2 separate regions of the Homo sapiens genome follow, and region 1 is linked to region 2. Evidence: read pairs that join two places in POLR2A ChIA-PET (ENCODE). Cell type or tissue: OCI-LY7. All regions are shown on one strand. Links, peaks and the distances in the headings refer to the core of each region. The heading gives the core; the rest is flanking DNA.

Region 1 (2,918 bases), core at 280-2,779, 250 kb after region 2:
TCTTCCAGAAAGCTGCTAGATCAAGACTGTTTCTCTAAATGGCAAAGGAAAAGAAAAAAGCAGACGTAGAAGAGGGAGTGGGAAGGAAAGGAAAAGAAGGAATGAAGGAAGAATATGGAGGGGAAGGAAGAGAAGAAACTTGGGAGTACAAAAAAAATGACTTTTCAAAGCCCAACTCTGATCTCACAGCAGTTCTGAGATGCAGCTGTGTCAGAAGCCTCCCCAAAGAAATATCCATGAGGTAAAAAGATTTCTAAGCCATACGTTTTATATATAATATTCAACTCAATAATTTTTTTCTGACAAAAGAATGAGTAACATATTGCATTAGTTTGTTTGTTTGTTTTGAGACAGGGTCTCACTCCTGTTGCTCAGGCTGGAGTGTGGTATAGCACGATCTTGGTTCACTGCAGCCTTGACTTCCCAGGCTCAGGTGATTCTCCCATCTCAGCCTCCAAAGTAGCTGGGACTACAGGTGCATGCCACCATGCCTGGCTAATTTTTTTGTAGAGACGGAGTCTCCCTATGTTGCCCAGGCTGGTCTCAAACTCCTGGGCTCAAGTGATCTGCCTGCCTTGGCCTCCCCAAAGTGCTGGGATTACAGGTATGAGCCACTGTGCCAGGCCACACTGCATTAGTTCTAATATGACTTGAACCACCACAGTTCTGAGTTCCCTTTGCTTTCTACCATTGTTGATGACATCATGTCCTAGTGGAAACCCTTTTCTTCTTCTTCCTTTTTTTATTTTTATTTTTTTTGAGACAGAGTCTTATTCTGTTGCCCAGGCTAAGTGCAGTGGCATGATCATTGCTCACTGAAGACTTGACCCCCCAGGCTCAAGCAATCTTCCCACCTCAGTCTCCTGAGTAGCCAGGACTACAGGCATGCACCACCACACCTGGCTAATTTTTTAATTTTTTGTAGAGACAGGGTTTCTTTATGTTGTCCAGGCTGGTTTTGAACTCCTGGACTCAAGCAATCCTCCTGCCTCAGGCTCCCAAAGTGCTGGGATTATAGGCATGAGCCACAGCACCCAACTCCCTTTTCTTATAAGAGAGAAGAATCGAGAATTGCACCTTGACCACACTGAGCCACATATCCTTGTGGGCAGAGAATCCGTGGAGCATGAGGATGGAGGGTTTGTGCCCAGGCCTGCCCCGGAAGGAATAACAGAACTGATAGTCTTCATGGTGAACATAGCGGACTTGCATGCCCAATGTCCTCCGCCAGTACCTGGAAGGGGTGAGAAATAAAGACAAAACGAAATCAGTAAGCTCTAGATGAGTGGCTTCAAGATGGGCACAGGTCCTCTCTATAAGTCTTCCTTAGTGATAACACAAACACTTCTCCAGCCCTTGTCCTCCATCAGTCTCTAGAGTCCTCCTGAGCTTTACCCTCAAGGAACACAAAGCCAAACCATTCCAGAGAACACCTTAAATGAACTATTTTGGTATATATTTTACTAATCACTCTAGGAAGGGAAATGCGGTGTTTTCTTAAGAAGTATGCCACACATGATAACCTTTTGATAATATGTCTTTCTAGAGACTTTGAGAGTGATAACTTATTTCTTGAGAACCATCTGCACTGGTCCTCTGGCTTTGTTCCTCATAACATATGGCAGCTGGTTGAAAGCTCAGCTTCTGCTGGTTACATAAGACTTGGCAGTGCTGGACTTTGGCCCAAAATCAATTTCAATATGAAATTACCATCTAAACAAATTGAACTCTCTGCATGGTGAATCCCTCCAAGATGAGAGATAATTAATTCAATCAGAGGTGCACTTTGTAAGATACTTCACACTAAAGAAGTAGCCAAGTCTTGCAAAAGCAAATAACCTAAACTGACTGGTCTTAACTCTTTGTGTAAAATAAGCAGAGAGGGAGAGAAGATATATATTCATTTACTTTTATCCGCATACAAAAAATGTGAGAGCATACATAAGGTTTTTTTTTTTGTTGTTTGTTTGGTCAGGTTTTTTTTTTTTTTAGATACAGTCTCGCTCTGTCACCCACGCTGGGGCAATTTCCGCTCACTGCAACCTCCACCTCCCGGGTTCAAGCAATTCTTGTGCCTCAGCCTGTATCTAGGGTTACAGGTGCACACCACCATGCCTGCCTAATTTTTGTATTTTTAGTAGAGACAGGGTTTCGCCATGTTGGCCAGGCCAGTCTCAAACTCCTGGCCTCAAGTGATCCATCCACGTTGGCCTCCCAAAGTGCTTGGGTTACAGACGTCCAGCTGGTTAAACCGCACCTGGTTGGTTTCTTTTGAAACTTTTTTAATGACTGCATTGCCTACTCAAAACGTAAAGAACATAATAGCATTGGCTAGCTTAAAAGCTCTTCTTACAGCAAGGCAAGCGTATTTCAAAATTCTAAATCATAACACGACTTTGTTCATCCATTCACATCCCAGCTCATTCACTTACTGACTTTGAATGTCCCCTCCAAAACTCATGTTGAAATTTAATTGCCATTGTGAAGTGGGACTGTTAAGAGGTAATTAGGCCCTGACAGTTTTGCCTTCATAAATAGATTAATGCTATTATTGAGGGAGTAGATTCCTGATAAAAGTGAGTCTGGTCCCCTCTTGCTTCTGGCTCACTCTTATAGTCTCTTGTCCTTCTACCTTCCACCACGGGATGACACAGCAGGAAGGCCCTTGCCAGATATTGGTGCCATTCTCTTGGGCTTCCCAACCTCCAGAACAATAAGCCAAACAAATTTCTTTTCTTTATAAATTATCTAGTCTGTGGCATTCTGCTGTAGCAACACAAAATGGAATAAGACACTAACTATATAATCTTATAATATGAGGAAATGCTGCATTCCACTAAGAATATGGCAAAGATTAAATGATGAGGTAATCCATGTACAAAGTTTTGTTCAATGCCCAGCAAATGGTAAGTATTCAG
Region 2 (2,918 bases), core at 234-2,733:
TGAAATTTTTTAAAAGGCATAAACCCACAAAGAGAAAGAGATGTTGTCTCTGTGTTGTCCAGGCTGCTCTTGAACTCCTGGGCTCAAGGGATCCTCCTACCTTAGCCTCCCAAAGTGCTGGGATTACATGCATGAGCTAACACACCTAGCCTCTGTGAGTAATTTTAAGACTTTCCTTGACTCTGCCCTGGCAGAAGGGTAAATAGAGGATCTGTGGACTAGGGAGCATCAGGTATAGTTGATAATAAGGCTACCCTTCAGAAAACACAGGGTTCTTTATAGGCCAAATACTGACACCTCCCTCCCCCAGACCTTTTTTCCCACTGGTTCCTAAAAAACTGGCAGCCAGACTAGTACCCTGCAAGAAGATGGTAAGATGATCCTTCTCTGGAGAATCTGACCAGCCCAAGGAGAAGGAGCTAAAGACACTGACATCAGAGTCCCCCAATGGTCCACCCAATTCACTCCATAGTGAACCCCATACTAGCAAGCATAGCCACAAGTTTGTAATCAGCTAGTTAAGGCTTTGCTTTTAGCTATGATCAGACACTCAGGGATCACCAAACACCTGAAGAATGCCCCTAACATAAAAGATGGAGACCAAAACAAGCAAGAACAAGGCAATTCAGAGGACATAAGAGAATCCACAGGGAGAAGAAAACTTAAAAAAAAAAAACAGTGATATCTCAGAGTTAAGAGACGGTATTGCAACCACAAAATAAAAACCTGAATGCCATTATTTAAAACTAATATTCAGAGAACCTAAAAAAAGAGCTCCTTGAAGTTAAAAAATGATAATGGAAATGAAAAACTCAATGTAAGGACTGGAAGATAAAGTTGCAGAAATCTCACAGCAAGAAAGCAAAAAGACAAAAAAAAGGAGGACTTTTAAAAAGTAAGAGGACCAATCTTAGCTGTTCATCATCTGAAGAACAGGTCTAGAAAGAAGACAGAGAAAACAGAAGGAAGCGAATCATTAATAAAATAATTCAAGAAAACATTCCTCAAATGAAGGATACGAGTTTCAGATGAAAAAGGGTCACAGATGCCTACAGACTAGAGGAGAGGAGACAGGCACACACATGCACAAAATAAGTCACACTGTATACCATGTGAAATGGTAATACCTACCATGAAAGAAAGGATAGCAGGAAGTGGAGGAAAGAATGCTGGGGGTCAGTAGGGAGGAGGGGGAGCTACAATTTTAAGTAGGCCAGAGAAGGCCTCCCTGGGAGGGTGACATTTAAGGAAAGACCTGAGGAGAAGGTAGGGAGAAGCTGTTGTGGCTGCTAGGGAAAGAGCATTACAGGCAGAACATAAGTACAGTCATGCATCACTTAATGACTGGAGGATCCGTTCTGAGAAATGTGTCTTCAGGTGAGTCTGTCATCATGTGAACATCACAGAGTGTACTTACACAAGCCTAAATGGTATAGCCTATTGCTCGTACAGTCACACCTGCAAAGCATGTTGCTGTTCTGAATACTGCAGCCAATTCTAACATCAATCACTAAGCAATAGGAATTTTTCAGCTCTATCATAATGTCATGGGACCGCCATCATATACATGGTCCATCATTGACCAAAACATCATTATGCAGTGCATGACAGTACAAATGTTGGAGACCAGAGTGTGCTTGGCATATCCATCCAGAGAACACAGAAGAGGCCACAGGGGCAGGAATGGCATGACTGCGGTGGAAAATGACGGCAGAGGGCAGAGAGTTAAGGGAGTACAGTAGGGGGTGGGAAGAGACGGTAAGGTAGATCATTGCAAAGACTTAAGAGAATGCGAGGGTTTTGAGCATGGGATAGAATGGGAGGGTTTTGAGCATTGGATAGACACAACCTAAAAGAATCTGATGTGTATTTTTAAAGGCTTGCTCCAGCTGCCATATTAAGAACTAAGAGTGAAAAGCAGGGAGATCAGCTGGATCGCTAATGCAATCATCCAAGTGAGTGATGATAGTGGATTGGAGCAGTGACAGTGCTGGAGGTGGTGGGAATGGTTGAAGTTTGAATATATCTTGAAGGCAGAACAGGATTTGCTGACAGATTAGATGTATGGTGAGAAAGAAGAGAAGAATCAAGGTTTTTGGTCAGAAGGGCAGAGCTGCCATTTACTATAAATGCGGAAGACTACAGGAGGCCCAGGTTTGGGCAGGGTGGACGGGAAGGAGTTTGGGTTCAGATACATTACTTTTGAAGAGCCTATCAGAAATCCAAGTACAGATGTTGGTAAGCAGGGGACACTGGAGGGATAAGTTTGGAAGTCATTGGCGTATGGTTGATATTTAAAGCCTTGAGAAGAACATCACAAGGAGTGCATGAAGAGAAGAGGTCCAAGTACTCAGTCTTGAGACCCTCGCAAGATAATAAGGAAGTAACCGTGGCAAGAGCTATTTCTGTGGAGTGGTGGGAGTAAAAACATGAACAGATCCAGTTCAGGAGAGAATGTGAAAATTGGAAATCATAAGCATAAACACACATAACACTTTCAGGGAGTTTTGTCCTAAACGGGAGCCAAGGTGATGGAGAAGGAAATAGAGTCAAAAGCTTGTGTTTAAGATGGGAGAAATGATTGTCTGTTTGTATACTGATGGAAATGATCCAGTAGAGAGGGGATTTTTTTTTCTTGTACCTTTCTTTGAACTTGATCTTGGCCTCCCATCACGCCTTGTGTTTAAGAGCAAGGTCTTTGAGGAGATCCTTGTTGATGACAGTTTGTCCAAGAGGATATCTACAGAGTACCTTGTGGGCATGAGGTGATTGCAGTTATAAGCTTTTGCAAAAGACTTGATCCTTGACCTCTTGGAGATCTTCTTGCCTATGGCAGCTGTCACTTTGTGAGGATAGCAGTCAATTCCAGCTACCAAAGCATGACTGTAAGAATGGACTGAGGTGCCATCATCAATGTC

What was found. ChIA-PET counts read pairs that join two places held together with the same protein. Peaks named below come from ENCODE experiments on the same cell type or tissue, not always from the same donor. Only the 100,000 strongest peaks of a DNase experiment are listed, where the experiment ranks them.
Region 1: POLR2A ChIA-PET joins it to region 2 with 10 read pairs; 2 of 35 experiments call an interaction of 5 or more read pairs at or near these places.

Annotation. Positions count from the first base shown.
Region 1 is chr3:58,265,505-58,268,422 of GRCh38, reverse strand. ABHD6 (abhydrolase domain containing 6, acylglycerol lipase) reads right to left here. Exons shown (of 10, transcript NM_001320126.2): 4 at 1,078-1,234. Among named protein-coding and RNA genes, the nearest start is that of ABHD6, 29 kb to the right of the region's middle. In OCI-LY7, for the core only: no CTCF peak of the experiment used is centred there; DNase peaks (open chromatin) are centred at 1,632 and 2,032.
Region 2 is chr3:58,511,392-58,514,309 of GRCh38, reverse strand. The region is part of intron 13 of ACOX2 (acyl-CoA oxidase 2); the gene reads left to right. It also overlaps the pseudogene RPL27P9. Among named protein-coding and RNA genes, the nearest start is that of KCTD6, 21 kb to the right of the region's middle. In OCI-LY7, for the core only: no CTCF peak of the experiment used is centred there; no DNase peak of the experiment used is centred there.